Linked DNA regions of Homo sapiens: region 2 is linked to region 1. A link is a loop called in an ENCODE intact Hi-C map of the cell type or tissue named here. Cell type or tissue: heart right ventricle. All regions are shown on one strand. Each heading gives the region's core, and the rest is flanking DNA. Links, peaks and the distances in the headings are about the cores only. Region 1 overlaps ISCU (iron-sulfur cluster assembly enzyme). Region 2 overlaps SSH1 (slingshot protein phosphatase 1).

Evidence for each region. A loop is a pair of places that touch in the nucleus more often than their neighbours do. Peaks named below come from ENCODE experiments on the same cell type or tissue, not always from the same donor. Only the 100,000 strongest peaks of a DNase experiment are listed, where the experiment ranks them.
Region 2: a loop joins it to region 1, with 2.9 times the contacts of the local background. A loop is called at or near these places in 85 of 110 quality-filtered maps.

Annotation. Positions count from the first base shown.
Region 1 is chr12:108,566,713-108,581,739 of GRCh38, forward strand. It overlaps ISCU (iron-sulfur cluster assembly enzyme), which reads left to right. Exons shown (of 5, transcript NM_213595.4): 4 at 478-556; 5 at 2,119-2,656. The coding sequence ends at 2,204. Among named protein-coding and RNA genes, the nearest start is that of ISCU, 12 kb to the left of the region's middle. RefSeq lists an enhancer at 2,224-2,373. In heart right ventricle, for the core only: a CTCF peak has its summit at 4,231; a DNase peak (open chromatin) is centred at 879; H3K27ac peaks cover 1,976 bases.
Region 2 is chr12:108,809,164-108,824,190 of GRCh38, forward strand. It overlaps SSH1 (slingshot protein phosphatase 1), which reads right to left. Exons shown (of 15, transcript NM_018984.4): 3 at 14,095-14,198; 4 at 9,086-9,150; 5 at 7,875-7,996; 6 at 2,097-2,165; 7 at 530-595. LOC101929204 (a long non-coding RNA gene) reads left to right here. Exons shown (of 4, transcript XR_945329.3): 2 at 2,135-2,353; 3 at 2,649-3,297; 4 at 5,203-7,182. Among named protein-coding and RNA genes, the nearest start is that of MIR619, 20 kb to the right of the region's middle. RefSeq lists enhancers at 5,028-5,631, 12,824-12,873. In heart right ventricle, for the core only: CTCF peaks have their summits at 7,720 and 7,921; a DNase peak (open chromatin) is centred at 7,695; H3K27ac peaks cover 6,043 bases.

The DNA of each region.
Region 1 (15,027 bases), core at 610-8,609:
CGGCTGTGCCACTGCCACTGTGCTACTTACCTGAAATCTTCCCAACCTCTCTGATGCCATTCGGCACTTCTAGTCAAAAGGATTTAGGCTAACATTTGGTATGAGGACATCGGAGAAGCTGATATTCACAAAACCAGCATAGGAAATCACTACCTTTTAAGGAAGAGATTCCTGTTACAGGCCACAAGCAGATCCCTAAGAGACTTCTCACAGGTTCCACTCCTGACTTAGAGAAGTGTCTGGGCTGTCTTTGCTTACCCAAGCCAGGCAGTGCAGCTGTGTATACTTCATGCTTGAGAATCCCAGCTGCAGCTTTGATAAAGTGGGAGTCCTGAGAAGACCCTTAGCCGTTTGAGTTATTAAACAGAAATCATCCCCACCAACCCTGAGAGCCTCTTTGGCCTCCCTTTTTTATTGGCTGGCCCTCACAAGATAAAGTGTTGCTAAAACTGCCCATCTTTCCATTATGCCTCTCAGGTGGAGGAAGCCTTGACTATCAAAAACACAGATATCGCCAAGGAGCTCTGCCTTCCTCCCGTGAAACTGCACTGCTCCAGTAAGTCTCTGCTCTCCATACCAGTCAGCTGGGACATTTGGCAGTAATTTCAACTTGGTTTGCAACAGTCCTTTTAGATCATGGAGCCCACGTTTGTAACCCTCAGAATTAGAGCTCATGAGTCTGTCCTTATAACCTGCAGAGGGTTAGAGCCCCCATGGTCTCACATTCATCCCTAAGAGAATCATGCCAGAAGGAGGTATGCACCAGCCATCATACTGAGCACTTCATGGGCGTAATTTCTAAACCTCACAAATATCCTTGAGTGCACAGTAGATGTCATTACTTCCCTCTTATGGATGAGGAAGCTAAGGCTTGGGTTGAGACGCCCACATCACATGGCTAATAAGTGGAAGAGCCAGAATTTAAGCTCCAATCTTTGATTTCAGAATCTGTGCTGTTTCCAGCAGAGGAGAAAACTCAGCTTTCGCCATAATCCTGTTTCCTGTGTATTTCTTCACTTCCTGTCTGGATGGTATTCCTGTCGGGGTCTGCATCTGTATATATGGAACAACTAAGCCCAGTTGTACAATGTCCCCCTCCCTGCTATCCTAAAAAAAAGCCCAGATGCCTTAAGACTTGTACTTGGCTTTCCAGTTTGGTCTCTGTATTAAATCTAATGCTTTTTCCATCATTTCTTAACCTTCTCAGGGAAAGAAGGAATGAGAAACATTAGCCTTAATGCATCGATGGAGGTTTACTAACCAAATTAGTTAAAAATCAGCAGAGAGTCAGGCCTCTTGCCAAGGTAATACTCACAGCAGAAGAGCCAGGTGCCGGGGCAGACACACTAACTCATTCTTCAGGAAGCCTGGTCAGACCTAAGTTCTTTCCACTTGATCTGGAATTTTAAGTACCCATAAAGAAAGGTCATCACTTGTAAACATTTTCACATGGTTTCAGGAAATCCCCAGCCCTTTTATTAGGCCTTTTTAGGTACTGAAACCTTTAGCTGATGTTCTCTGTTATTTGCTTGCTTTCTGCTGTCATTCCAGCTCTCTCAGTTTTTATTTTCCCCATAGCCTCACTTTGAATATTGACTCCTAAATAAAAGTGGTCAAACTCTCGATCACTAGAGGGTGATGTGGCAAATGCCATCCCATCAACAGATTGACATGATCTTTTTTCCAAAGGGCATGTCAACTTTTTTATCATGACAAGATTTTGTCCAAAGCTAGACTTTGATGGGAGCAGGCAAGAAGTAACATTTCCTGTGTCCCTACTATGTGTCAGACATCTTCTGTAAGTCCCCACACTATCCTGGCAAGAAAAGCATGATTATCCCAGTTCTATAGAAGAGAAAGTAGGGTCAAAGAGGCTAAGGAACTAGCCTGGGATCACAGATTTTTAACCCTAGTCTGTCTCCAGGATCACCCGCAGGAGTAACTCAGCTCAGGAAGCAGCTGCTGACGTGCCCAGCAACTCCTCACCCCAGCTTTCTGGCTTGGTTACTCCATTAGTCCCCACCAGCACCACTTCCTCCCAGCTCTTAAAGATTCTATTCCCAAGTCCATTTCTTTCACATCTAGAAACTTAGGCTTCTTTCCTTCCGTTACTTCCAGTGCTGGCTGAAGATGCAATCAAGGCCGCCCTGGCTGATTACAAATTGAAACAAGAACCCAAAAAAGGAGAGGCAGAGAAGAAATGAGCCCTCCCTCGGCGAAGCCTCCAGCAGGCCACACCAGCTGTTTCCCACCTGCTGTGCAGTCACCTTAGATGTTCAGAAGCCGCTTCCTCTCCACTGAAGAGCTATGAGATACGCACAATACTTGCTGTTCACGTTATGACTCTCATGCAAGCAAAATACACAGTTTCATTGTTCTGAATCCTGTGGTTTCTTTCAGCCCACTTTTATCGCCTTAACCTAGTTAATGTATATTTTGAATTGTGTGTATGACCTCAGAACTGAAATTGATAATGAAGTTGCAAGTTTTGATAGCCCGTGAAGTGCATAAGTATCTAATTTTACCTGAATTGATTTGGGGGGAAATTACCAGTAGAATGCCTTGGTCTGAATATTTGATAGAACCAATTGTTGTACATAAAACAGATTGCGCATATATATATATGTATAAAAAATAATAAAATAATGGAAGATGATGGTGTTCTCTAGTAAGCCTTGTCTCTTGGGCCCATCATTCACCCTGAAGTGGTGCCCAAAGCCCCTTGGGGTTCCCAGAGGTTGGACCGCAGTGACATACACAGCTCTCCAAGCAAACAAAGACAAATATACGTAATATTTTTTGGAACAAGGATGAAAGGAGATGATTATCGCTTGTCATTGTTCTTTGTGTGATAGTAGTTGAAAGCTCAAAGTAAGTCTTGAAGATTCTTTCTGTAATTTCACTGGTTGCTCAAATCTAAAAAGCATTAGCTTGGCACCCTAAAGCGGTAGACCAGATACATGAAGAGCACCTCGGGAATGAGTTTAAAATGCGGATTTCTAGGCCCAAGTTTCTGACTTCTGTCTGGGCAGGTAATTCCAGAGCCCCTGACTTTTAAGAACCTCTTGGGTTTTTTGTGGTCGTAGATGAGCCAAACTTTAGGGAAGAAACTTCTGAATGCTGTGTTCTGCATAGATGTAGTATCTTAAGTGGTTCATTCTGAACTATCTGTACCTGCATAGTACACCTAAGGTTGTTTAAAAAACATTCATCCAGCCGGGCGCAGTGGCTCACACCTGTAATCCCAGCACTTTGGGAGGCCAAGGCGGGTGGATCACGAGGTCAAGAGTTCAAGACCAGCCTGGCCAAGGTAGTGAAACCCCATCTCTACTAAAATTACAAAAATTAGCCAGGCATGGCGGCACGCACCTGTAATCCCAGCTGCTCGGGAGGCTGAGGCAGGAGAATCACTTGACCTGGGAAGTGGAGGTAGCAGTGAGCCAAGATCACACCAGTGCACTCCAGCCTGGGAGACAGAGCAAGACTCCGTCTCAAAGCCAAACAAACAAACATTCATCCCTGGCTTGGGCATAAGTCTAAGCACGGGCCCTCCTACCCTGATGTCTCCCTATTTTTAGCTACCCATAGTCATGCAAATCTCAATAAAGGATGCCCTATCTTCTAGTGAAAATGGGTTATTGAAATATTGACTGCCATAGTCTCAAATGTTCAGCTTCAAAAGTAAGATGTGTTTGTTTTTTCTGGTGGTGGTTTTTTTGTTCAGGTATAGGCTGGCTGCCTCTTAAATATACCTCCCTTGTTTTTTTTGTTGTTTTTTGTTTTTTTGTTTTAATGCTCTGGGTTCTGGTGGAGGGCACAGAACTTCAAAGACTGTTCCTTCTGTAGTCTGTGAAGGCAGCCACAGACCAGGGCCTTTATAGGAATCTCAAATTAGAACCCTGGGTAGAACCATGTAAAATTGTCCTGTGTGGCATGTTCTGCAATTTAATTCACAGTCCCTCTAGACTGAGCTTGTCTCTCCCTTCTTTATTACATGTGGCACCACCACAATTCCCCACCACTTTTCTTTGTGATTTTTTTAATTTAAATGAGACATTTCTGTCCCAGTGAACATCCTCAGAGTTGAACATCAGGAGGAGCTTATAAACAAAGCAATATTCCCAGAAGAGCCCAAGTCTCTAAACGTGGTTGTACTGCTAAAACAAATGGATATTTTTTAAATTCACATTAAAGACACTCTTTCCCCAAACAAATCTAGTTTGAGCCACATGAGGGCATCATGTGCCCTTCAGTGAACTCAAGTCTAGGGGTTTTTGCAGCCTCCAAATAGGTCTTAGCATCTCTAAATAAACCTGTCCATGGAAAACCTCCACAGATAAGTTAAAATGGTCTGTCAAGCACCTGTGCTCTGTTCCAGGCCCTTACATCTGTAATCCTGTTAATTCTCATGACAGCTGCCTGCAGTGGGCATTGATTCAAACAAGGACACTGGCTCAAGAAGCCAACTGACCCTCAGGCCAACTGGCTTGATCTGAGTGACCCAAAGCCCATTCTTCTGCCTCACCCCTCCTGGCAGAACACACCAGGGATTCAAACTGCACATCAGAGGCTCACCTGTGCCTTGAACATTCAATGAAGAAGCTGAACCAACACAGGTTGAGCCTGATGCATTCTCTTGGCCAACTGGCTGCCAAGCACCATGGCCCTCACGCCAACCCTGGCTCCCACCAGGAGCCTAATTAAATCCTGATGCCAAGTTAAATCCAATGCTCTGGAGGTGGGGCCTGGGCACTGGCATCACCTGATGGGCTGGGTGGGTTTATGGGCAGATGGATGGATGGGGAAGCAGAGGCTCCGAGAGGTGAAATGACTTGCCTCAAGGCACACAGCTAGGAAGTGGTAGAATTGAGCTCTGGCTGAGGTCTTCTGCCCACCTCCCACCCTCTCCTGAGTGCCACACTACAGCTATGACCACATCTCGGATGTAACCTTTCCTAAGTGTGATTCCTGGACCAGGGCCACCCGGGACCACATCCAAATGCACAGTTCTAGAACCTCACATTAAGCATTGTCTTGTAAAAACTACTTGGCCCTAGGATGAATTTTCTTAAAAAGACAAACAAATGAGGCACACTTCTCGATACTTCAGGCCCTTTGAACTTGAGGCAAGAGTGCAGACCTTGTGTCTATCTTCACGACAGAAGAGAAGACTTCTAGGTCCCACCAAGTTTTGGTGGTGTTAGAGGGCCCCTACAGATGAGTTCCAGCCCCAACCAAAGATGGACGTGGAGCACATCCCCTGCCAATGGCTCTTGGAGGCCTGTCTGCTTGCTTTCCCCACCCCCCGAGATGACATCAGCCAGCCCCTCAAAAGGCCACCTCCCCAGAGAAGATCATCTCCACCCAGGGAGCAAGCAGCAGGGCAGAGTGGAGTGAGCTTGGAGTGTTGAATCAAATGCTGGCTACCGCTGTGTGACCCTGAGCGAAAGGCTCAACCTCCCCAAGCCTCAGTTTATTCATCTGCAAAATGGGAAAGATAATAGTACCTACCTGATCAGGTAGACCTGACGATTAAATGAGATAATACATGGAAAGCACATGGCACACAGAGTTCACTGTTGGCCAGGTACAGTGGCCCATGCCTATAACCCCAGCACTTTAGGAGGCCAAGGCAGGAGGATTGCTTGAGCCCAGCAGTTAGAGACCAGCCTGTGAGGCAGGAGAGGTAGTCAAGGAAGTGACCATGTCCTCGAGATGCAGCATCCGTGATGACTGTACAGTCAACACAATAAGCCTCAGCATTCACATTGTAATTGAGCAAAGCTCAAGCAAAGCTATCTTCAGTAGGGACTTTCCCCTCTAGAGAGTGTGCGCACTTTGATTTAGCTGTCCTCAAACTGACCCTTTGCTCATTAAAAGAGTAAAAAACACACCCCTAGGTGGAGATTTAAGATGCGAATGAGACATGCAATGTATGAACAAGCACGTACAGCTACTGTGCGTGGGCACCGAAAGGACCACCCAGAACATGCTTACTAGTAACACCTCTCTCAACCCCTTATGAATAATGATGTAAAACCCCCACAAAGGGAGTCTCCCAGCAATAATCAATGCTGTCCTTAAGAGCAGCCTGCCCTAAATCCTGTCTCTCTCAGGGTGTCCTGTCCTTTCTGTACCTAACTTTCAAAATGTTCTTTTTCCTCTGCAATAAATTACTCTATGCTGCACCTCCCCTTTGCTGTGTGTCTCTTGTCTATATTCTTTTAAACTAAGAAGGCAAGAACTGAGATCTTGCAACAATTGTCAATACTTGGGCAAGATGGCAAGACCCCATCTCTACAAAAAATAAAAAAACTAGCTGGCTGTGGTGTCGTGCACCTGTCGTGCACACTACAGTATCATGCACCTGTAGTCTCTGCTACTTGGGATACTGAGGTGGGAGGATCCCTTGAGCCCAGGAGTTCAAGGATGCAGTGAGCTGTGATGGCACCACTGTCCTCTAACCTGGGTGAGAGAGTGAGACCCTGTCTCTTAAAAAAAAAAAAAAAAAAAAGAGGAAGGAGAAGAAGAAAGAAAGAAAAAGGAAAAAAAAATAGTTCATTGCTGTTATGGTGGTTCTCATTATTACAGGTAACACTTCAGCCCTGACTACATACTAGGCACTGTTGCTGGGTGTTTTATATAGATCAGCTCATTTGCCTCACAAAAATCCTAAAGTACTATCAATATCCCATTTTACAGATAGAGAAACTAAAAGGTAAAATGATGTGTCAGCAAATGGTAAGATCAAGATTCTAGCTCAGAGCTGTTTGATCTAGAGCCCAAGCCCCTGCATGCTATGACTGTACTTTCTCTACTGCTATTTTCACTATTACTATTTGCATTGGTATTATTACAGGCACACCTCAGAGATGTTGCAGGTTCGGCTCCAGGTCACTGCAATAAAGTAAATGTTGCAATAAAACGAGTCACACAAATTTTCCCAGTGCATATAAAACTTATGTTTACACTAAACTGGAGTCTGTTAAGTGTGCAATAGCATTATATCTAAAAAAAAAAAACCCAATGTGCATACCTTAATATAAACATAGTTTGTTGCTAAAAAAAAATGCTAACAGTCATTGGAGGCTTCGGTAAGTCATTATCTTTTTGCTGGTGGAGGGTCTTGCCTCAATTTTGACAGCTGCTGACTGATCAGGCTGGGAGTTGCAGAAGGTTGAGGTGGTTGTGGCAATGTCTTTTTTTTTTTTTTTTTTTTTTTTTTTTTTGAGATGGAATCTCGCTCTGTCGCCCAAGCTGGAGTGCAGGGCTGCGATCGATCTTGGCTCACTGCAAACTCTGCCTCCCAGGTTCAAGCAATTCTCCTGCCCGAGTAGCTGGGATTATAGGCATGTGCCACCATGCCTGGCAAATTTTTTTTATTTTTAATAGAGATGGTGTTTCGCCATATTGGCCAGGCTGGTCTTGAACTGCTGAACTCAGGTGATCCGCCCTCCTCGGCCTCCCAAAGTGCTGGGATTACAGGCACGAGCCACTGCACCCAGCCATAATTTCTTAAAATAAGACAACGCTGAAGTTCATCACTTTGATTGCCTTTTCCTTTCACAAAAGATTTCTCTACAGCCTGTGGTGTTAGTTGATAGCATTTTACCCATGGTAGAACTTCTTTCAAAATTGGAACCTATTTTCTCAAACTCTGCCACTGCTTCACCAAATTTATTTCCTTCCTTCCTTCCTTCCTTCCTTTCTTCTCTCTCTCTCTCCCCTTTCTTTTTCTTTCTTTCTTTTTCTTTCTTTCCTTTCCCTTCCTTCCTTCCTTCTCTCTCTCTCTCCTTTCTTTCTTTCTCTTTCTTTCTTTTTCTTTCTTTCCTTTCCCTTCCTTCCTTCCTTTCTTTCCTTCCCTTCCTTATTTTGAGTCAGAGTCTTGCTCTGTTGCCCAGGCTGGAGTGCAGTGGCACAACCTCAGCTCCCTGCAACCTCCGCCTCCTGGGTTCAAGTGGTTCTTGTGCCTCAGCCTCGCAAGTAGCTGGGATTACAGGCGTGCACCACCATGCCCAGCTAATTTTTGTATTTTTAGTAGAAATGGGGTTTCCCCGTGTTGACCAGCTGGTCTCAAAGTCCTGTCCTCAAGTGATCCACCTGCCTCAGCCTCCTAAAGTTCTGGGATTACAGGCATGAGCCACCATGCCAGGCCCACCAATTATACTTATGTAATGTTCTAAATCATTTATTGTTCTTTCGACAATGTTCACAGCATCTTCACTGGGAGTAGATTCCATTTCAAGAACCATTTTCTTTGTTTATCCATAAGAAACAACTCCTCATCTACAGACTCTAGTTCTAATTCTAGTTCTCTTGCTATTTCCACCACACCTGTCGTGTGGATTCTCTCTCTGTCGCCAAGGCTGGAGTGCAGTGGTGCGATCTTGGCTCACTGCAACCTCCGCCTCCCAGGTTCAAGCAATCCTTGTGCCTCAGCCTCCTGAGTAGCTGGGATTACAGGTGTGTGCCACCACACCTGTCTAATTTTTGTATTTTTAGTAGAGATGGGTTTTCACCATGTTGGCCAGGCTGGTCTCAAACTCCTGACCTCAAGTGATCTGCCCGCCTCCACCTCCCAAAGAGTTGGGATTACAGGCATGAGGCACCGGGCCCAGCCAAAATGTGTTGTTTAATTTTAATAGAGATGGGGGTCTCGCTATGTTACCCAAGCTGGTCTCGAACTCCTGGTCTTAAGCTATCCTCCTGCCTTGGCCTCCCAAACTGCCAGGATTACAAGTGTGAGCCACCACACCCAGCTGAAAATTTGTTGTTTAGTGTAGTCGTCTTCGTCAGTGATCATAGCTAGGTCTTCTGGATAACTTGATGTGATTCTCCATCAGCACTTGCTGCTGCCCCTTGCACTTTTATGTTATGGAGATGGCTTCTTTAAACTTCATGAACCAACCTCTGCTAGCTTCCAGCTTTTCTTCTGCAGATTCCTCACCTCCATCAGTCTCCATAGAATTGAAGAGAGTTAGGGCCTTGCTCTAGATTGGGCTTCGGCTTACGGAAATGTTGTGGCTGGTTTGATCTTCTCTCCAGACCATGGTGATGTGCAATCCACAACAGCAATAAGGCTGCTTTGCTTTCTTTTTTTTTTTTTTTTTTAGACAGAGTCTCACTCTGTTGCCCAGGCTAGAGTGTAGTGGCATGATCTTGGCTCACTGCAACCTCTACCTCCCGGGTTCAAGCAATTCTCTGCCTCAGCCTCCCGAGCAGCTGGGATTACAGGCACGTGCCATCGTGCCAAGATAATTTTTGTATTTTTAGTAGAGACAGGGTTTCACCATCTTGGCCAGGCTGGTCTTGAACTCCTGACCTCGTGATCCACCCACCTTGGCCTCCCAAAGTGCTGGGATTACAGGCATGAGCCACCGCGCCCGGCCAGCTGTTTTGCTTTCTTATCGCTTGTGTGTTCACTGGAGTAGTGCTTTCAGTTTCCTTCAAGTCCTTTTCCTTTGCATTCACAACTTGGCTAACAATTAGGTGCAAGAGGCCTTCCTTTCAGCCTGTCTCAGCTTTCAACATGCCTTCTTCACCAAGTGTAATGATTTCTAGCTTTTGATTTAAAGTGAGAGAAGTGCAACTCTTCCTTGAACACTTAGGAAGCCATTGTAGGGTTATTAACTGACTAATTTCAATATTTTTGTATTTCTCTAGGAATAGGGAGGTTACAGGAGAGGGAGAGAGGGTAACAGCTCATTGGTGGAGCAGTCAGAATATACACAACATTTATTGATTAAGGTCACTGTCTTACATGGGCACAGTTCGTGGTGCCCCAAAACGATTACTGATGCATGATGAAAAGGTTTGAAATATTATGAGAATTACCAAAATATGACACAGAGACACAAAGTGAGTATACACTACTGGAAACACAGTGCTGATAGACTTGCTCAAGACAGGTTGCCATAAACCTTTAATGCATAAAAAACACAGTATCATGGAAGCACAATAAAATGAGGTGGGCCGCAGATTACCATGACTAATACTAACTATTGGTCCTATTACTACTATTGTTGCTACTGCTACTATGAACTATTTTTAAAATATGATCACCTCAAGGCTTCCAAGCTCTGGTGTCTTTGGCATAGAACCAACCCTCACAGTCCAGCCTCCAACATTCTGCAAAGCTGTGGCCTGTCTGCATCCATGCAGGAGACACCCTGACGTGATTTCTGTCACACATGGCTTGACAGGCAAGCTCATCCCACAGCGAGTGGCCAACCACGGGCCACAGCTATTCCCCACACCCATTCTCTAATACCACCACCCCGCCCAGCTATCTTTGGAAATGTCACATTAGACACTCCAGCCCATGGCCTCACCTCAAAGAAACCCAACTCCCAGAATAACTCCAAAAGGCTCCCCAGGTGAGAACAACTTTATTATCCTGGAGCTGCTGGTGCAAAGGGACTTCCAGGGGCCTCCCATCCTGCCCCCAGGACCTCAGTCCTATCCGTCAAAGGAAGCCCCAGTGGGGAAATGGGGCTGGATTCCCTTCTGCCCCAAACCTCCTCAATAGGCAGCCCTATGTCACTGGCCCCTTTGTGGGCAAGACCACAGGACATTAGGGAACGACTTTGGGCAAGGTCTTGGGGGCTCAGGTTCTGATCCCAGCTCTGCTGTGATCTCTCCATGTGACCTTACGCAAGTACTTAAGCTCTCTGAGCTTTGGTTTTTCTTTCTGAAAAAACAGGAGACAACTAGCTCCTAAGTCATGGATTATTGCGAGGATTAAATAAATTATCCCATGTAAAGTGAAAAAAGCACAGTTCCAGGCATGTAGTAGGTGTTCAATAAATGTTGGCTATCATCACCATCCTCACCATCACCATCACCACCACCACCATTACCTTCATCATCACCATCCTCACCATCACCATCACCACCATTACCATCATCATCACCATCCTCACCATCACCACCACCACCATTACCATCATCATCACCATCCTCACCATCACCACCACCACCATTACCATCATCATCACCATCACCATCATCATCATCACCATAAAAAATCATCAGCTCTGCTGTAGTTGTTATTGCTACCAATCCCTGCTATGGACTAAGGTATATCCCCTCAAAATTCTTATGTAGAAGCTTTAATCCCCAATGTGACTATATTTGAAGAGAGGATCTGCAAGAGGTAATTAGGGTTACATGAGTTTATAAAAGTGGCATCATAATCTGAAAGAACTGGTGGTCTTATAAGAAAGAACTGGTGGCTCTTCTTATAAGGCTCACACCTGTAATCCCAACACTTTGGGAGGCTGAGGTGGGACGATCGCTTGAGGCCATGAGTTAAGGACTAGCCTGGGCAACATAGCAAGACCCCATCTCTAAAAATGAAAATAGCTGTGTGTGGTGGTACAAGCTGGTAGTCCTAGCTATTCAGGAGGCTGAAGTGGGAGTATTGTTTGAGTCCAGGAGGTCAGGGCTGTAGTGAGCTATGATTATGCCACTGTACTCCAGCCTGGGTGACAGAGACCTTGTCTCAAAATAGCAAAACAAAACAAAAAGGAAGTCTCTCAGTGTGCACTCACATGAAAGGCCATGTGACATGTGAGGACAAAGTGACCATCTATATGCCTGAAAGAGGAGGACCCTTCACCAGAAATCAGACATGCCAGAACCTTGATTTTGGACTCTGTTGTGTAAGCTACTCAGTTTGTAGTATTTTGTTATGGCACCTTGAACACTAATACAATCATCACCATCATCATTATCATCATCATCAGTATCATCATCATCATCGTCATCATCACCATCATCATGAACATCGCCATTGCCATCATCACCACTATCATCACCACCCCCATCATCACAACTCCCATTATCACCAGCCCCATTATCACCAGCCCCATTATCATCACCACCACCATCACCACCACCATCACCATCACCATCACCACCACCACCATCACAACCACCACCACCATCACCACCACCTCCATCACCACCACCACCTCCTTCTCCATCTCCACTGCCACCACCTGTTTCACCTTCACCATCACCACCATAACTTCTACCATCACCACCACCTCCACCATTACCACCTCTACCACCATTATTACCACCACCTCTACCACCACATCCACCACCATCACCATCATCATTGTGTCCACCAACATTACAACCATTTCCACTGTCACCACCTCCACCGCCACCATCACAACCACCTCCTTCTCCACATCCACCATCGCCTCCACCACCACCACTTCCTTCACCATCATCTCACCACCACCTCCACCTTCACTATCACCTCTACCACCACCACCATTAACACCATTACCACAATGATCACCATGACCACCTCTTCCACCATTACCACCTACACCACCACCACTATCACAACCACCATCTCCACCTCCACCTCTTCTCCACCCCTACTACCAAGACCTCTACCATCACCACCACCTTCATCATCACCTCCACCATCACCACCTCCACAACCGCCACCATTACTATCTCCACCTCCACTACCACTGTCTCCCTCCCCTTCATCATCACTACCTCCACCTCCACCACCACAACCAGCACTCTATTGAATTAGATGTTTTAGTGATTACAATAAGGCACATAAAAAAATAAATGAAGCGAAGAACATAGAAAGGAAGTGATAAATCTTCTTTTCTGTGGATGCTTCGATCATCTACCTAGAGTTCATTCTTGAATGAGCACTGGACAGAGTCAGGTGACCTGGACTAGAGACTGGCCTTGGCCATGACCTTTCTGGACAACTTGAGTCTCAGTTTCCCATCCATAGCTTGAGTGGAGGGACTAGAACAACTGTTTGCAAACTATGCTTCACTGAGCCTGAGGCCCCTATGGGGGCAAAGGGAAGTGAGCCTATCCCATCCCTTTCAAGGGTGTAGCTCTACTTTCATTTGACTTACATGTTAGGATTCCTTTATGTGAACAAAGGGTTCTGTGCCTCAAAAAAGTTGAAAATCACTGGATACACAACCAATGCAAGTATAGACTACAGATAGAAACAGGTAATTCACTGGAGAGAAGCCGGAGAAGCCAGAGCTCCATAAGAGACAGGCCCCTGGCTGGGTGCAGTGGCTCACACCTGTAATCCCAGCACTTTGGGAGGCCAAGGCAGGAGGATCACTTGAGCTAAGGAGTTTGAGACCAGTCTGGGTAACATAGCAAGACTCCATCTCTATAAAAAGAAAAAAATATTAGCCAAGCATGATGGCATGCATTTGTGGTCCCAGCTACTCTGAGGGAGGCTGAGATGAGAGGATCACTTGGGCCTAGGAGATTGAGGCTGCAGTAAGCTATGACTGCACCACTGCACTCCAACCTGGGGTGACAGAGCAAGGCCCTATCTCAAACAAACAAACAAAAAGAGTCAAAGCCCTGAGCCTCTCACTGGACAAGATGACTGTTTCTTCAACCCCACTACACTATTGCACACATAGATTATTTCCTTTTTTTTCACTTATTCTTTTTTTTTTCTAAGATGGAGTCTCGCTCTGTTGCCCAGGTTGGAGTGCAGTGGTGTGATCTCAGTTCACTGCAGCCTCCACCTCCCAGGTTCAAGAGATTCTTCTCCCTCAGCCTCCCAAGTAGCCGGGATTACAGGGTCCTGCCACCACACCTGGCTATTTCTTGTATTTTTAGTAGAAATGGGGTTTCACCATGTTGGCCAGGCTGGTCTCGAGCTCCTGACCTCAAGTGATCCTCTCATCTTGGCCTCCCAGAGTGCTGGGATAACAGGAGAGAGCCACTGCACCCAGCCTAGCCCTCTCTTTTCACTTATTCTAAACAACACTAGCATGAACAACCTTGTGTGCCCATCTTAGCATCCAAACACAAGTATTTCTGCAGGCAAGTTCCAGAAAAGAATTTCTGGGTCAAAGGGCAGCACATTTACAACACTAGGTGGATGCAGCCATGTGACTCTCCAAGAAAGACATTTATCTCCATCACAGTCTGCTCCAAACCAGACAGCACAAAGAATCAGATCTGGACAAGGACGAGATGTTCTTATCTTATGAGAGGTCATGGGAAGAATTCAAGAGTGTTTCTAACTGGCTCCTCAATAGCTGGCCCAGTCCTCCAGCCAGAGCTCTGCTGCAGGCCAGAATGTGGGGAAACCGGCCTTTGGCCACCCTGCGTGACTTAGGTTATATAGCAGAAAGAACTTCCAGAGAGTGAGGGGTTGTGAGATCATGGAGAAAGGACCAAAGGAACTAGGTTTCTCCCAGGAGTCTCTTAAAATAGGGGATGGGCAGAGGAGTTGATCTCTCTGGGATGGATTAAAGTGAGGAAAGAGTCCAGTTTCTCCTGAGACCTTGTGCAAGAATTGAGTGAATTTTTTTTTTTTTTTTAAGATAGGGTCAAACTCTGTCGCCAGGCTGAAGTGCAGTGGCACAACCACAGCTCACTGCAGCCTCAACTTCCCAGGCTCAAGTGATTCTCCCACCTCAGCCTCCTGACTAGCTGGGACTACAGGCATGCGCTACCATGCCCGGCTAATTTTTGTATTTTTTGTAGAGACGGGGTCTTGTCATGTTGCCCAGGGTGGGCTCAAACTCCTGGGCTCAAGCGATCTGCCTGCCTCAGCCTCTCAAAGTGCTGGGATTACAGGCGTGAGCCACCATGCCTGGCCCAGTTCTTTTTATTTAGGGAAAAATGCCATCCTGTATCTCCTTTTCCTCCAGCGCTAACCATAATACTGCCCTGGAACACAGGGTTTGGGACTCACCAGCTCCAGCACAAGCCTCATTCTTCCCTTCCTCTGTCCAGCTGTGGTCCAGAAAGGGCAAGCAACCTGCCCCAGGCGGCACAGCCAGGGAGGGGGCAGGGCCGGACCTCCACCCTGGGGCTCCCAACCGAGGCCCAGGACCTGCCCAAGGACCCCGCCCACCCCCCACCTCCATGTCGGATTCTGGAGAGCCCCAGGGCTGCGGGCCTGACTCCAGATTCCGTGGACACTCAGCACCTCCCGCATGCAGCGCCTGGAGCAGGAGTAAGAGTCTGAGTCCAGCAGGCCTGGCGTGGTCA
Region 2 (15,027 bases), core at 3,546-11,545, 250 kb after region 1:
TGAGGCCAGGTACGGTGGCTCACGCCTGGAATCCCAGCACTTTGGGAGGAGGCTGAGGTGGGAGGACTGCTTGAGGCCAGGAGTTTGAGACCAGCCTGGGCAACATAGTGAGACCCCATCTCTACAAAAAAAAAAATAGAAAAGTTAGCCGGGTGTGGTGGCGCATGCCTGTAGTCCCAGCTACTTGGGAGGCTGAGGCAGGAGGATCACCTGAGCCTGGGAGGTCAAGGCTGCAGTGAACCATGATCACACCACTGCACCCCAGCCTGGGTGACGGAGCAAGACCCTGTCTCAAAAAAAAAAAAAAACGAGAAACCCCAAACCCCCCAACATTGTGAATATACTTAATGCCGCTAAAAATTGTGCCTTTAAATATGGTGAAAATGATAAACTTTATGTTACATGTATTTTGCGCCTCCCTCAACATGCACATACGTAACGAGCTTCTTGGTAGAAGGGGTTTTTCTATTCATGCTGTCGGCTAAGAAAATATTTCTAGGGAGTTAAAAGTCCCTAAAACCACACTTACCACATGGCCTGGACAGACACAGGCTTAAATATGTGCATCCTTCCTGCTGTGCTCACGCTGAACCCACTGAGAATAAAACACAGAGAGAAAGGTATCTGTGGTGAGAAATCAGCGCCTTGAGTGAAATCACTCTGGGAGGAGGGAGCCAAACCACTGCGCACGCTGGGAACAAGCACATCTCAGGCCACATGATGAGGGATTTTACGGAACCCGCTTTCGCAGAGACATGGGCAAGGGCAGAAAGAGACACATTCCCAGATGAGGAGGGCTTGTTTTTAACCCAGCACTGCGAGTTCCACCAAAAACTGAAACCCTAGCAAAGGGTGCCAGGTGAAGGCCTCCGAGAGCGTCTCTCTATGTTCCAACGTGGTTCCTGCCTCCCTGCCACCTCCTGTCCCACAGGCCCGGCCGTTCCTTTTTGTAATTGCATGGAAACTATATTCATAGGATTGCACGGAAAATAATCAATATATAAAAATATCTATTAATACATTAATATAAATATGTTAATATAAAATACTAATATAAAATATAAAAAATTAATACAAGCCAGGGGTGGTGGCTCACGCCTGTAATCCCAGCACTTTGGGAGGCCGAGGAGGGTGGATCACCTGAGGTCAAGAGTTTGAGACCAGCCTGGCCAACATGGTGAAACCCCGTCTTTACTAAAAATACAAAAATTAGCCAGGCATGGTGGCAGGTGCCTGTAATCCCAGCTATTCGGGAGGCTGAGGCAGGAGAATCACTTGAACCCAGGAAGTGGAGGTTGCAGTGAGCCGAGATCGTACCACTGCACTCCACCCAGGGTGACAGAGTGAGACTCCGTTGAAAAAAAGAGAAAAAAAAATTAATACAAAGATATTAAAATTAAAAAGGAAAAATATCCCCATAACCCCATCACTTAAACAACAAATCAAATTTTTATTTTTCTCTTCCCATCCTACAAGGCAACATAACTCTGACCTGCTTAGAATCCCCGTGTCAGGCCACTTTCCTATTCTGTTTCTTCCCACTCCTCACCGTGCCCACACACCTTCCTTGGGAGTGAACGCGTGCGGACGCTAGACGGCCCCTCATCCCCCGACTGCCTGCCCGGGTGGAACTGGTTCATTCCTCCTTTGTGGCCCCCAGGGTGGCGCTTGAAACCTTGTTGTGCCTGTCAGTTGTATGTCTCTCCTTGTACCCCCAAAGCTGGTGAGTTCCTGCTGCACCACATTAGTCCGTGAACTTTCAGGACAAGCCCCATGGAGGGCATGCGGTGAGAGTTCACTTAACCCATCGAGGTGGCGGATGGGTATCGGTTTACCGCTGTCTTGAACTTCACACAGCAGCATATCTCCTGTAATCACTCCCACTGATACTTCATGAGCTAAACTCCCCAATCAGACGTCCAAAACATACCCTCCCTCGTGCCCTCTCACTCGAGGGCAATATGATTTCTCCCGCTGTGACACTCCCGCCACACGTGTCATTCAGTGCTAATGATCATCCAAGGATGCCTGAACCAGCTCGTGTTTTCAATGCCTACTACATACAGTGAGAGAATCTTTTAAAGAGACCTCCTTACCCATCTCCATCAAGGTGGATTTTCGTGTCGCTCCACAGTCGGAGAACCATCCCAATGGTGCAGCTTTTACTGCGATGGGGGAGAGAAGACATGTGGAGTCAGCGTCTACCCACCTACGTGTACAGCCTTTCCAGCTCACCACCTGGTCCAGGACGGGCTGTTGGACGTACGTGTGGGAGTAGGCTGTCTGCATAGGAACCGTTCACTGATGAATTCTAGAAGACACAGGTCTGGGATGGCCCTGTGGACACAACTCCGTAAGTGCTCAGCTGAGGCTTTTGGGTGCAGTGTGGGCTGACCGCACGCCCACTCTACAGCAGGGAGGCAGCTGCCCAGGGCTGGTGCTCTGCTGGCGGAGGCCACATGTGTACTTGGGGGTACATAGGCAAGCACCGGCAGCCAAGCCCGGCCTGGCCTGTCCTGGGTGGCGGCAGGGGGAGCGTGCTCACACCGTTCCCGGAGCTCACTTTCAGACCTGTGCACCTGCGCCTTTAGTGTGGCTGCGGTTTTACAATCTCGCTTAATCTGGTTTTGTTTTGCCCATCCTACCAGTGAAATGAGACCGAATGACTGCAGAGACTGGCGCCACTGAAAAACAGAGGGAAAGAAAGGGCTTATCGGAGAGTCCTCAGATTATGATGAAAATTCTTCAGGCATTTAAAAGTCGACTTGTGAGAAGCCGCTGTAACCGTGCCAAGAGCCAGCTCTGTGGACCTCAGGAATCTCATGCTTCCATCTCTGCTGCTGCCAACACCACGGTCATGTTTTATGTGTGCCCGTGTGAATGGGGCCTCTGGGGATCACAGACCCAGCTCCCCTCCCAGGTAGCGCCCTGCCCCATGCAGGACTCTTCTCAACCCCATGCTTCTATATCTGTGGGGAAGGTTGTTCCAAGCCCTTCCGGCCAATGACACTCAGGCTTTTGGGTTGGGCAAATTCTCAGGTCCCTCCGTGCCATCCTACCCACTCTGGAGGGACTAACTAGTATTTCTCTTATAGCACTGAAAAATAAAATTTATTTTGGGCCTCACAGAGCTCTAGGGACCACGTGGCTGTGTCAGCCCCAGGAGGAGGCAAGGAAAGGGTCCCTATGGAGCCCAAATCCGACAGGCAGAAGCCAGGTCAGATGGTGCCCTGAGAACGTGCAGTCTAGAAGACCCAACCTGAGCCCTGACAACCCTCACCAGGAACTCATAAGGAGGTGGGTACAGCACAGAGAGCTGCAGAGAGCACAGGACGGGGGCAGGGCCAAGGCCAGGCCTAGGCCAGGGGCGGGGCCTTCCAGGGCAGGCGGAGGTCAAGGGGGCAGGGATGAGACTGCCCATGGGAAATAAGGGGCACATAAAACCATGTGGAACCTAAGCCCCTAGGCCGGCCTCCCTTGGACAGAGATGCGCAAGAGGCTCAGCCCACAGGGGACTTCTGCTCACGGCCTTCAACTAGAGCCAGGAGCATGGAACAGGGACCATACAGGACTGCAACAACTGCACGCATCTCCTATCATCCCCTAGCTGTTACTTTTGTGAGTTTCCAGCAGTCCTACAATGATTAACAATAAGATTTCTACAAGGAAGGAAGACCCATGGGAAGCATATTTTTCTTTTCTTTTTTTTTTTTTTTTGAGCCAGAGTCTTGCTCCGTTGCCCAGGCTGGAATACAGTGGTGTAATCACAGCTCACTGCAGCCTCGACCTCCAGGGCCTAATCAATCCTCCCACCTCAGCCTCCTGAGTAGCTAGGACCACAGGCACATGCCACTATGCCCAGCTTTTTAAAAAAAACTTTTTTGTACAGATAAGGCCCCACTATATTGCCCAGGCTGGTCTTAAACTCCTGGGCTCAAGCAGTCCTCTTGTCTCCACCTGGGGAGCATACATGGGAAGCAGGAAAGGGATACATAGTAAGGGAAGCTGAATCTTTTTAGAGGAAGAGTGACCCCAAAGGATAAAGTGGGTGGGAGCAATTGCAGAAGAAGAAAGCAGGCTCCAAGTTCCTAGGGCCTGTATGGCGGGAACAGAGAAGCCAGATGGGTCTGGAGGTCCAGGCAGGAGACCAGCCTGTTCCAAGACCCCATCGTGGAGTCCTTCACCAATGGCAAAACACTGATGTGTGGATGGTGGTGTACACTCATGGCATTCAAAATGTTCCCAATCCGAATCGAAAACATAATCCTGCTCGGGTGTGGTGGCTCATACCTGTAATCCCAGCACTTTGGGAGGTGGAGACAAGAGGACTGCTTGAGCCCAGGAGTTTGAGACCAGCCTGGGCAATAGTGATTTTTTTAAAAATTATATATAAAAAAAAATTAGCTGGGAATGGTGGCATGTGCCTGTGGCCTCGGCTACTCAGGGGGCTGAGGTAGGAGAAATGATTGATTCTGGGAGGTTGAGGCTGCAATGAGCCTTGATTTCACCACTCCAGCCTGGGTGACAGAGCGAGATCCTGTCTCCAAATTAAAAAAAAAAAAAAAAAAGGAAGGAAAGGGAAGGGGAGGGGAGGGGAGGGGAGGGGAAGGGAAGGGAAGGGGAAGGGAAGGTGAAAGGGAAGGGAAGCGAAGGGGAAGGGGATAGGGAAAACAGGAAAAGAAAGAAGAGAAGAGAATAGAATCCACGATTGAACCCTAAGGTGGCATGGCTGCTCTGGTCTTCCCAGGATGCGTATGCAGATATAAGACTCTGAGTGAGGCCGGGTACAGTGGCTCACGCCTGTAATCCCAGCACTATGGGAGGCCGAGGAGGGTGGATCACTTGAGGTCAGTAGTTCGAGACCAGCCTGGCTAACATGGTGAAACCCTGTCTCTACTAAAAATACAAAAACTTTCCAGGCATGGTGGTGCATGCCTGTAATCCCAGCTACTCAGGAGACTGAGGCAGGAGAATCGCTTGAACGCGGGAGGCAGAGGTTGCAGTGAGCCAAGATCGTGCCACTACACTCCAGCCTGGGTGATAGAGTGAGACCCCATCTTAAAAACAAAAACAAAAACTTTGAGAGTGCGCAAGCCTGCTGCAGGAGCCGCCATTCCAATGCTGCCTTCTGGAGAAGCGTTGGACTCTTATGAAGATGCCCTTTGGGGGTAATGCTTGTCTCTTCCTTTTTTTTTTTGGCAGGGGGAATAAAAAAATAAAATCCCAAGGAAGGAATTTAGAAAAAACAAGTACATTGCTCCCTCAGCAGGCCAAAGGCTTCTGGCGGGGACCTGGACTTTTTTTCAAGCCAGGAAGGAAGACAACAGCCTGGTGCCCGGGCAATGTGGGAGCTGCAGGAGAAGGCCCAGTTCCCAGCCCCCGGGATTCCCTGGGCACAGAAGGCAGCTGTGTCAGGCCCAGCGACAGGAAAGACTGCTTAGTTCCGGTTCCCATCAGGCCCCTGCTCATCTTGGGTGGCCTCTCAACCGCCCTCTCCAACCTCAGAGACCTGCCCTGGCCTTGGGGTCGGTGCCCACAGGTGGGCCGTGGCTCCTGCTCAGAGGGTGCAGAGACTCGAACTTGAGGGAAGAGCATGCAGGAGAGGCGAGGGAACCACAGGGAGAGGGACCTGGGAGAACTGAAGTCGGGGTGCCGAGGGGAGGCAAAGGGAGGAGAGGGTGGGAAGGAAGAGCGCCATGGGGGCGGTGCGGACGAGCGCACGGGCCAGTCTCCTCCAGCCAGGCAGCAGCGGAGTGGGATGCGCATGTGGGCATCTAAGGCATGCCCGTGACTGCTGGCCTGTGAGCTCTGTGAGACTGTAGGTGTGTCTGCCGTGCTCCCTGATGTGGCCCCAGCACCTGGCGGGGCGCCCGGCACAGGGAAAGAGCTAGCAAGTCCATACATGATAAACCTAGGAGTGAATGAATGAGCAAGGTGGTGTACAGGAAGAGAGCTGCAGCCTGCTGGGAAAGAATGAGTGGCATCTACTCATTCAGCAGGTCGACAGGAAAAGCCCTGCCTCCAAGTCCCAGCCCGGCCACTAACCGGGATGACCCTGGGGTAATCACTGCAGCCTCGTGAGCTTCTGACTGTCATGTGTAAAATCTGAGGTAGCACTACCCACCCCAGGGGGATGAAGGGGTTAAATGAGATGTTCACAGAGGCATTTTGTAGGTGTGCTGTACTCTACAGTCAGGAGGACTGGGCTTCCACACTGCTCCCACGGTTAGGATCAAGACATTGGGCACAGGCCATGGGAGGCCGATTTCCGTTCGGGATCAGAAAGCATTATTGGAACAGGCCACACTTGCGAGGGAAGTCCCTGCCTCAGAAAGATTCAGAAAAGCTAGACAGTCACTGGAAGAACAATTACAACCGCAAGACGGTCAAACACTAAACACCGCTATGCCTCAGAACCGTACAGATAATGGCCAAATAGATGGGGCTCTGGGCATTTCTGAGAGCACCTGCCTGGTGGCACCCCATCCTAATGGACCATGCCCTCCAGTCTCCAAGTGGCTCTTCAGAGCTCACATCCGAACACCTCCTATGCTACAGGTTCTTCTAGCCCCAGGTTCCCAACCACCCCAAGGCCACAGAGGCCAGCCCCAACTCCATCTTCTACATGTGTCACAGGAAACTTTCTCATAGTGCTATTTATTATGTACTGCGGGGGTGGGGGCCATGTCATAAAAGAAATGTCCTCCCTTTTTTATTCATCTCCTTCTAACAAGCATCAAAGTCTCAGTCGCTAGCATGTGACTTACAGAAGCTCTCATGGGAACAAGACAAGACCATACTGTTACCGTGACACTCACGGCCTCCCTGACTGGTTTCTGCTGTTGATTCTGCCTCAAATGCTCCTCAAATGCACCTTGCTGCTCCGCCTCCACCCTAGAGCTCGCCTGACTGCCCACTTGCCCGTTAAGAGTCGGCTTAGGCTTCACTCCTGCCAGAAAGGTCCTGCCAGGTGCTCTCAACAGTCACCCCCTCCTGTGGTCTCACAAAACCCCAGCACCTCTCGGTCACTCTCTCCCTCCTATCTGGTTGTGACTGTCTTCCATGCTCACTTAGAAGCTCTCTGAGGCCAAGAACTGTGTGTACTGTTGCTTCTTTGTTTACCTGGGCCTAGCCCATTGCCTCATACACAGGAGAATGCAAATAAATCATATGCTTAATGAATGAGTCGATGAATGAATGATGAATAAAGGGAATCTAATCTAGTTTTAACAAATCCAGGTTTTGCAATGATCTCACAGGCATTCATTTATCTTGTGATGTCAGGGGAGTGACTCCACCCTCATTTCACACGCATCTTGGGGTCAATGCTCTAACTTACTTGGCCTCCAGTTAGTGGGAAATTACAAGCTACACTTCAAGCCTCTGACTAGGACCTGCCATGAAGTACTTGGGAATCAGTGGAGTATCACTGTGGGGTGAGGTGTCTGAGGCGAGGCCCACCAATCTCCATACTTCTCCCCGGGCCCCTCTGCCTGAGAGGGTCTCCCTGCTTCCCTTGGCAGACTCTGGTTTGGCCTTCTGGGTTCGGCGTTGTTGTCACCTCCTTCAGGAAGCATTTCTGGCTAAGGTGCCCCACTCTATAGCAGCTGGTGTAAAACCTCTCTAAGCAAACAGCATAACTTTCTGTCCTCTCAATTGACTGAGTTCTGAGAGCACAGCCTGGAGCTGGCACGGTGCCTGGCACAGAGAGCTGAAATGGCACACCCTAGTGTTCCCAGTGGCTCGACTCCCCAGGCTCTCCATCAGGACGCAGCCCTCTCCCACCTCTGATGGATATGGGACCATGGAATGCTTTGTCCAGCAGCAACTCTTGCCTCCCTCACAGAAGGGAACACCTAGCCCATCAGACTCACCTTTCCTTACTGGAAAAGTCCACTCCCAGCAAGATATTCTCCTCGGTGTCCTGGCGCCCGCTGCTGTACACCACCACCATGTACCGGACCCGGTCCGCCCAGGCGCTCTCCAGGCGCACTGCCTGGAACAGGGCAGACATGCTCTCACTAACCTGCCTTTGGAGGTGGTGCCTCCCTCCCATCTCCAATGCAAGATCAACACTTTCAGTGTTCTACCTTTCCCTCTGGGAGTTAAAAATGAAGAGAAAATTCTTGGCTGGGCATGGTGGTTCAGGCCTGTAATCCCAGCACTTTGGGAGGCCAAGGTAGGCAGATCACTTGAGGTCAGGAGTTCGAGACCAGCCTGGCCAACATGGCAAAACCCCATCTCTTACTAAAAATACAAAAATTAGCTGGGCATGGTGGCGTGCGCCTGTAATCCCAGCTACTCAGGGGACTGAGGCACGAGAATCTCTTGAACCCGGGAAGCGGAGGTTGCAGTGAGCTGAGATCATGCCACCACATGCCAGCCAGAGCGACAGAGTGAGATTCTGTCTCAAACAACAACAACACAACAAAACACAAAGCGGAAGTTCTTGACAGCAGGAACCAGGCCTCGTTTCTCTCTGTAGCACCAGGGACGCCGCCTGGCTCAGAGGAATCACCCAAAATGCAAGAAATCAGTGAACACATGAAATCCAAAGAAAGTTCGTATTTAGCTTATTTAACTGCCGTGGAGACCTGTTTCATCCCTCCTCCCGCCCCTCTGGGGAACTGAGGAGTCAACCTGGCTTTGGCTTTAGTGCACAATTTGAGAATTTGTTGTAACCTAAAAGCTTTTCCCCTTATCATTCACGAATGGTTCCCCACCAGGTTTCACAATTAAAAATTAAAACTTGCTGGCTGGGCACGGTGGCTTACACCTATAACTCCAGGACTTTGGGAGGCAGAGGCAGGAGAATCATTTGAGGCCAGGAGTTCAAGACCAGCCTGGGCAAAATAGCAAGACCCCATATCCACAAAATTTTTTTAAAAATAAGGCAGGGTGGTACACACTTGTAGTCCCAGCTATCCAGGAGGCTGAGGTGGGAAGATTGCTTGAACCCAGGAGTTTGAGGCTGTAGTGAGCTAAGATCATGCCACTGCACTCCAGCCTGGGCAACAGAGCAAGACCCTCATCTCACAAAAATTAAAAAAAAATTTTTTAACTTGACATTCTCACTGCTTCTTACCAGCTTGATTCTGTCTTCGCAACGCAGAAGGTTGATCATCACCTGAAGATGTTGAGGCAGATCACCTGTTGGACCAATAAAGAAAGCTTTAAAAGGTCTCTTACCTACTCTCTAGGAAAAAAAACCTCTGAAAGGCTGACTTTGAGGGCTTGGAAAAAGATTGAGAAGTTAAAATTTGTCTACCTACACCACAGGAGAATCACCACAAAAACTTCAAGTCTGAATTTCTCTTACACCACTCTGAATACTGTGCGACGTGGATGGGTGACATGGAGCTTACTGTCATGTTGTTAAAAGTTGCTCTTATTTCCTGAAATACATACAGTATAGGTTTCCAAATACAAAATGTGAAAAATACAGGCAAGCCTAGAGAAAAATGTTATTTCATTCAAGCCAATGTTACTCGGCAGGTTGGGGTGCCTAGAAACGACAGCTGTGGCTGGAAGTAAGGCATTTGCTAAGAGTTAATCATTAGAGAAAAAGGACAGAGCATCACGTTTCCTCTTCAAACAACTTCTTCTTCTATACAGAGTCTCGCACTGTCACCCAGGCTGGAGTGCAGTGGTACGATCTCAGCTCACTGCAACCTCCGCCTCCTGGATTCAACAGATTCTTCTGCTTCAGCCTCCTAAGTAGCTGGGATTACAGGTGCCCATCACCAGACCCGGCTAATTTTTGTATTTATAGTAGAGATGGAGTTTCACCATGTTGGCCAGGCTGGTCTCGAACTCCTGACCTCAAGTGATCTGCACGCCTCAGCCTCCCAAAGTGCTGGGATTACAGGCATAAGCTACCCCACCCAGGCCCCACTTCAAACTTCTGCATTTTCCACTGGAGGCAGACATTATTTCCATAACCGGGGGGGCGGGGGGAAATGTTTAAGTGACTCTACAGATAGCAGCTGTATGCTGGTTGCCCAGAGAAATAATTTGAATAGAAACCAATCTGTCATTTTCTCTTTTCTTGCTAAAAATTATGTACTCTTTTTTCTTCACTATGTAAAACAGGCAGTAACCAGGGACGGCTTCTGAACTTCTCTGAGCTGCCCCAGGGTTCAGGAGGTGTTCCTGGAGTGCAGTGAGGAAAGTCTCTTACTGGCCATGAGTCTCGCGCGAAGCAGAGACCCTGTCAGAAGAAGCGCACACTTTCACGGAGGGGAAAGTTGTAAGGGAGGTGCATAATTAGTAAGTAGCAGGTGTGACTCCAAGGTTGCTTTTTTTCTCTAGCTTACACATTTTTCTTTATATCTGCAAGGATTTCTTTCTGAAGAAAGGGTCATCTGTAGAGATGCTAATATCAGCCTGGTGTGGTGGCTCACACCTGTAATCCCAGTGCTTTGGGAGGCCGAGGCAGGAGACTCACTTGAGGCCAGGCATTCAAGACCAGTCTGGGCAACATGGCAAGACCCCATCTCTACAGAAAAGTAAAAAATTAGCTGGGCTTTCTGGTTCACATCTGTAGTCCCAGCTACTTGGGAGGCCAAGGCAGGAGGATCGCTGGAGCCCAGGAGTTTGAGATCACCCTGGGCAACACGATAAGACCCTGTCTCTACAAAGGAAAAAAAATTACTCTATACATCACAATTACAACCCCAAAAGGATCAATAATGCTTACACACTCAAATGCTCCAAAAGGAAACATTGTGTTTGTTCCTTTTGCAAAAGCATCTTTTTCATTTTAAGGGAGAAGGACAGATGATGTCCAAATTGCACTTCCTGTCTCAGAGAGGAATTGGGTCATTAGAAATTTGTGCCTCTAGCCAGGAGGGTAGATCTCATGTTAAGCGTTCTTTCTTTTTCTTTTTTTTTCAATAGAGACAGGGTTTTGCCATGTTGCCCAGGCTGGTCTCGAACTCCTGGACTCAAATGATCCTCTCACCTCAGCCTCCCAAAGTGCTGGGATTATAGGCATGAGCCACCAAACCCAGGCCAATTAAGCATTCTTTCCACAATAAGTAAAATTTAAAAAAGAAAAGAACCATGCCCCTCTTATCTGTCCTCTCCAGTTATACAATTCCACAGTGTATAACACCCTGTGTTGACCCTGCTTCCTATGATGAGCGATTTGGAGATAAGGGTTCACATTAAAGAAAGCCATAGACCTCCCCAGCCCCTTCCTCCACCCGTCATGTCACCAATGCAACACAACGACAACGACCATGAGCTGGTTCTTCACCTGCCTGGGCCCTCCCACCATCTACCCGAGTCACAGAACTGCATTGGGGAAAGCAAAAACAAACCCCTGTCTGATAAATGCCTAAATGAAAGGGACATTTTCCACACAGATAAACTTCTTTCAGTGGGATTGTTTGCTGAGATATGGAACTGCTGACAGACAGAAATCCAAACCCCAGTCTGACATCCACACACAAAAAAATCAGAGAATATAAGCCCTAGAAAGGGTCTCAAATTGACTGGACTGGCTGAAACAAACTGAACTACTTTTCCAAGGACAGAATTAACCCTCAATTGTACTCAGCTCTGCACAGTGGTTACTGGGGGGCCTCTGGTACATTCAGGAGACTTGATGGTAATTCTAGGGAAAAAAAGGAACTAACGTAAGTCTAGTCTGCGTCTGTCCCAAGGTCATTTACAGACCAACTGTGGACAGCTGGCGGCCCCTCTGCCTTCCGACCTCATCGTCCACTCCAGACCTCAGGGCACAAGAGTCAGCCAGCTGGTGGCTTGCATCCTACCCTTCTAGTCTTTGGATTAGAGGAAGGAGGTATCTGACACTTAGTGAGCAGAGCTTGAGCATTTGCTTTGTCATATGTGTTACAATTAAAACATGAACAACAGCTACATTTCTAAGAGGGCAGAATAATTAGCAAATTCAAGAACGAAGAATCTGGCTGAGTATGGCACCTCAAACCTATAATCCCAATGCTTTGAGAGGCTGAGGTGGGGAGATGGCTTGAGGCCAGGAGTTGGAGACCAGCCTGAGCAACATAGTGAGTGAGACCTCATCTACACACACACACACACACACACACACAACTAGCTGGGTGTGGTGACACGCATCTATGGTCCCAGCTACTCAGGAAGCTAAGGCTGGACAATCACTTGAGCCCAGGAGGTCGAGGCTGCAGTGAGCTATGATCAGGCCACTGCACGCCAGCCTGGGCAAGAGAATGAGATCCGTCTCTAAAAAAACTTTTCATATAATTAAAAAAAAAAAAAGAATGAAGGGTCTGTTTATAGCTGTATTGTACTAGAAGTCATCGTAATAACAATGATAGTTACCCATATATATATACAGCACCTACTACAGGTAGGTATGTTACACGCATAACTCTAAATTTCCATATTGTCTGAGGCACCAGTATTTGATGCCCATTGTAAAGACTAGGAAACTGAGGCTTAGAAGTCGACCTGTTACGGCTTAGTAAGTTGGAGAACTAGGATCAGAAGACAGGTCTGCCTGGCTTCAAAACAAATACTATTTCCACAAACCACACTGCCTCCTTGTACAGGACAGTTATTTTCTTTGCTTAAAACAGACCTAAATATCATCAACATCAGTATGTGAAAATACTGACTGAGCCTTGGTGTTTGCTATAAATTGCATGGTGTAGAATTCTAACCTGAGCACTCAGATCTAAAATGAAGCTGAATGACTTGAGGTTAAACAAACAAAATGTTCACAAGAAAACTGGCCACAATAGCTGGTTGGTTTCACCTGCTGCTGTTCTGAAAGGTAAAGGCCTTCTCAGCTCACAGACATTCAATTATGCACTGCCTCTCCAAGAAATGCCCTGAGATGCTGTCCACCTACGACAAAGATCCACTTACATGCAAGCACTTTTTCCTCTTTCTTTCTTTTTGAGATAGGGTCCTTTTCTTTTGTCACCCAGGCTGGAGTGCAGTGGCGCAATCGTGGCTCACTGAGCAACACAGTGAGCAACATAGTGAGACCTCATTTACATACACACCCACAAAAAACTAGCTGGCTGTGGTGACACATCAGCCTCGACCTCCTGGGCTCAAGCAATCCTCCCACCTCAGCCCCCAACCTTGCTGGGATTACAGGCATGCGCCACCACGCCCAGCTAATTTTTGTATTTTTTGCAGAGATAGGGTTTCACTGTGTTGTTCGGGTTAGTCTGGAACTCCTGGGTTCAAGCGAGATCTGCCCACCTTGGCCTCCCAAATCCTGGAATTACAGGCAAGAGCCACCGTGCCTGGCCATAAGTGTGTTTTGTTGTTATTGTTTTTAAGAAACAGAGTCTCTCTCTGTCACCCAGGCTGGAGTGCAGTGGCGTGATCCTAGCTTGCTGCAGCCTCAAACTCCTGGGCTCAAGCGATCCTCCCAACTCAGCCTCCCAAAGCACTGGGATTACAGGTGTGAGATACCATGCAGGGCCACGCAAGCATTTCTTGAATTCCTCTTTCTAACTGCCTTCAGCTCTGAGTCAAGTCTCCTAAGAAAACCAGTCTTACTACTTAGTAGGCACTTCTTATTTAAACTCAGTTTGATCCTCACCCTATTACTTCTGTCTACTTCCTAAAAACAAACTATTACAGAATCAAGACTTCCTACTACAGTGTCTATCTCAGAGTTGGAGCCAAAGGCCCTTCAAGAAATTCTCCAAATGAGTGTTTTTCAAATGCTTGGAGAAATCCATCCCAAGATTAGGTATACAGCACTCCAGATGGTTATTTTCAAGTGGACGACATCTGGCTATAATTCATTTTGGTGCATTTGTTAAAAAGTCAGGCTGTAACTTACAGCCTGCAATTAACTGATAAACTACAGAGAGGAAATCTTTGCATCCCAGCAGGATGCTGCTGACCTTACTCCTGACGCAGACAGACATGACATAAAAGGTTGGAAAATGTGCGTGGTCTGCTCAAGAGAGAGCATCTGAGCCTCTGCCTGCACTGGTCACTGCAAACCTGCGTCCACTATGTCTAAGGCCTTCAAACTCAGCAACATCACCAACAATGGAAGTTTCCTCTGCTGTCCAGAAAAGAAGCTCCAATGTAAGAGTATCAACTTAGAGCCCTCACCTGCATGCTTGTGGGGGTGCTGAAGACTCCGCTGGCCTTGAGGGCTGCTTCCCTGTTGTAAGAAGAGGGCTGCGCCTTTCACCATGAAAAAGCTCTCACTTAAGCTGGGAAGGATAAGACCAGAGCACAGTTAGACCGGAATTCAGACAGGAAAATGGACAAAGAATTACTGCAGGGGAAAAAGCTTTAGCGTGGACAAATGGCATGTAAAATGCAAATAGGATGAAACTGCTTTTATAATAATTCCACGTAGTACTTTTCTCAAACCTTGCTTTTGCTAAAAGCTTGCTGCTGGAGAATTTTCGTGACAAAATAATGCTTCTGTGACAACACCCAAAGTTCTACATAGGCTCTCCAGGGCCCCTTTCTGCAGAATACTGGACAGGGATCTCACTGTCATATAACATTTTCTTCTTTCTTTTTTTTTTGAGACGCAGTTTCACTCTGTCATCCAGGCTGGAGTACAGTGGTGTGATCTCAACTCACTGCAACCTCTGCCTCCTGGGTTCAAGCGATTCTCATGTCTCAGCCTCCCCAGAAGCTGAGATTACAGGCATGTGCCACCATGGCCAGCTAATTATTGTATTATTAGTAGAGACATGGTTTTACCATGTTGGCCAGGCTGGTCTCAAACTCCTGACCTCCAGCAATCTGCCTGCTTAGGCCTCCTGGAGTGCTGTGATTACAGGCGTGACCACGCCCAGCCATAACATTTTCTAAGAAAAGAGAACAACTCCCTGATTAGGAGAGGGCAGTCTACTTTGTGAATTCTCATGCTCTTGCTGTTGATCTCTGCTTCTAACTCTCTGGCTTTTAACAACTCCATTGTTTCTTGGTGACTTCCCTTGATGGAATACAAGATGAAATTACACTTTCACTAGTTGTTTGCATTTTAAGAAAAGTGGGGAGGGGCCGGGTGGCTCAAGCCTGTAA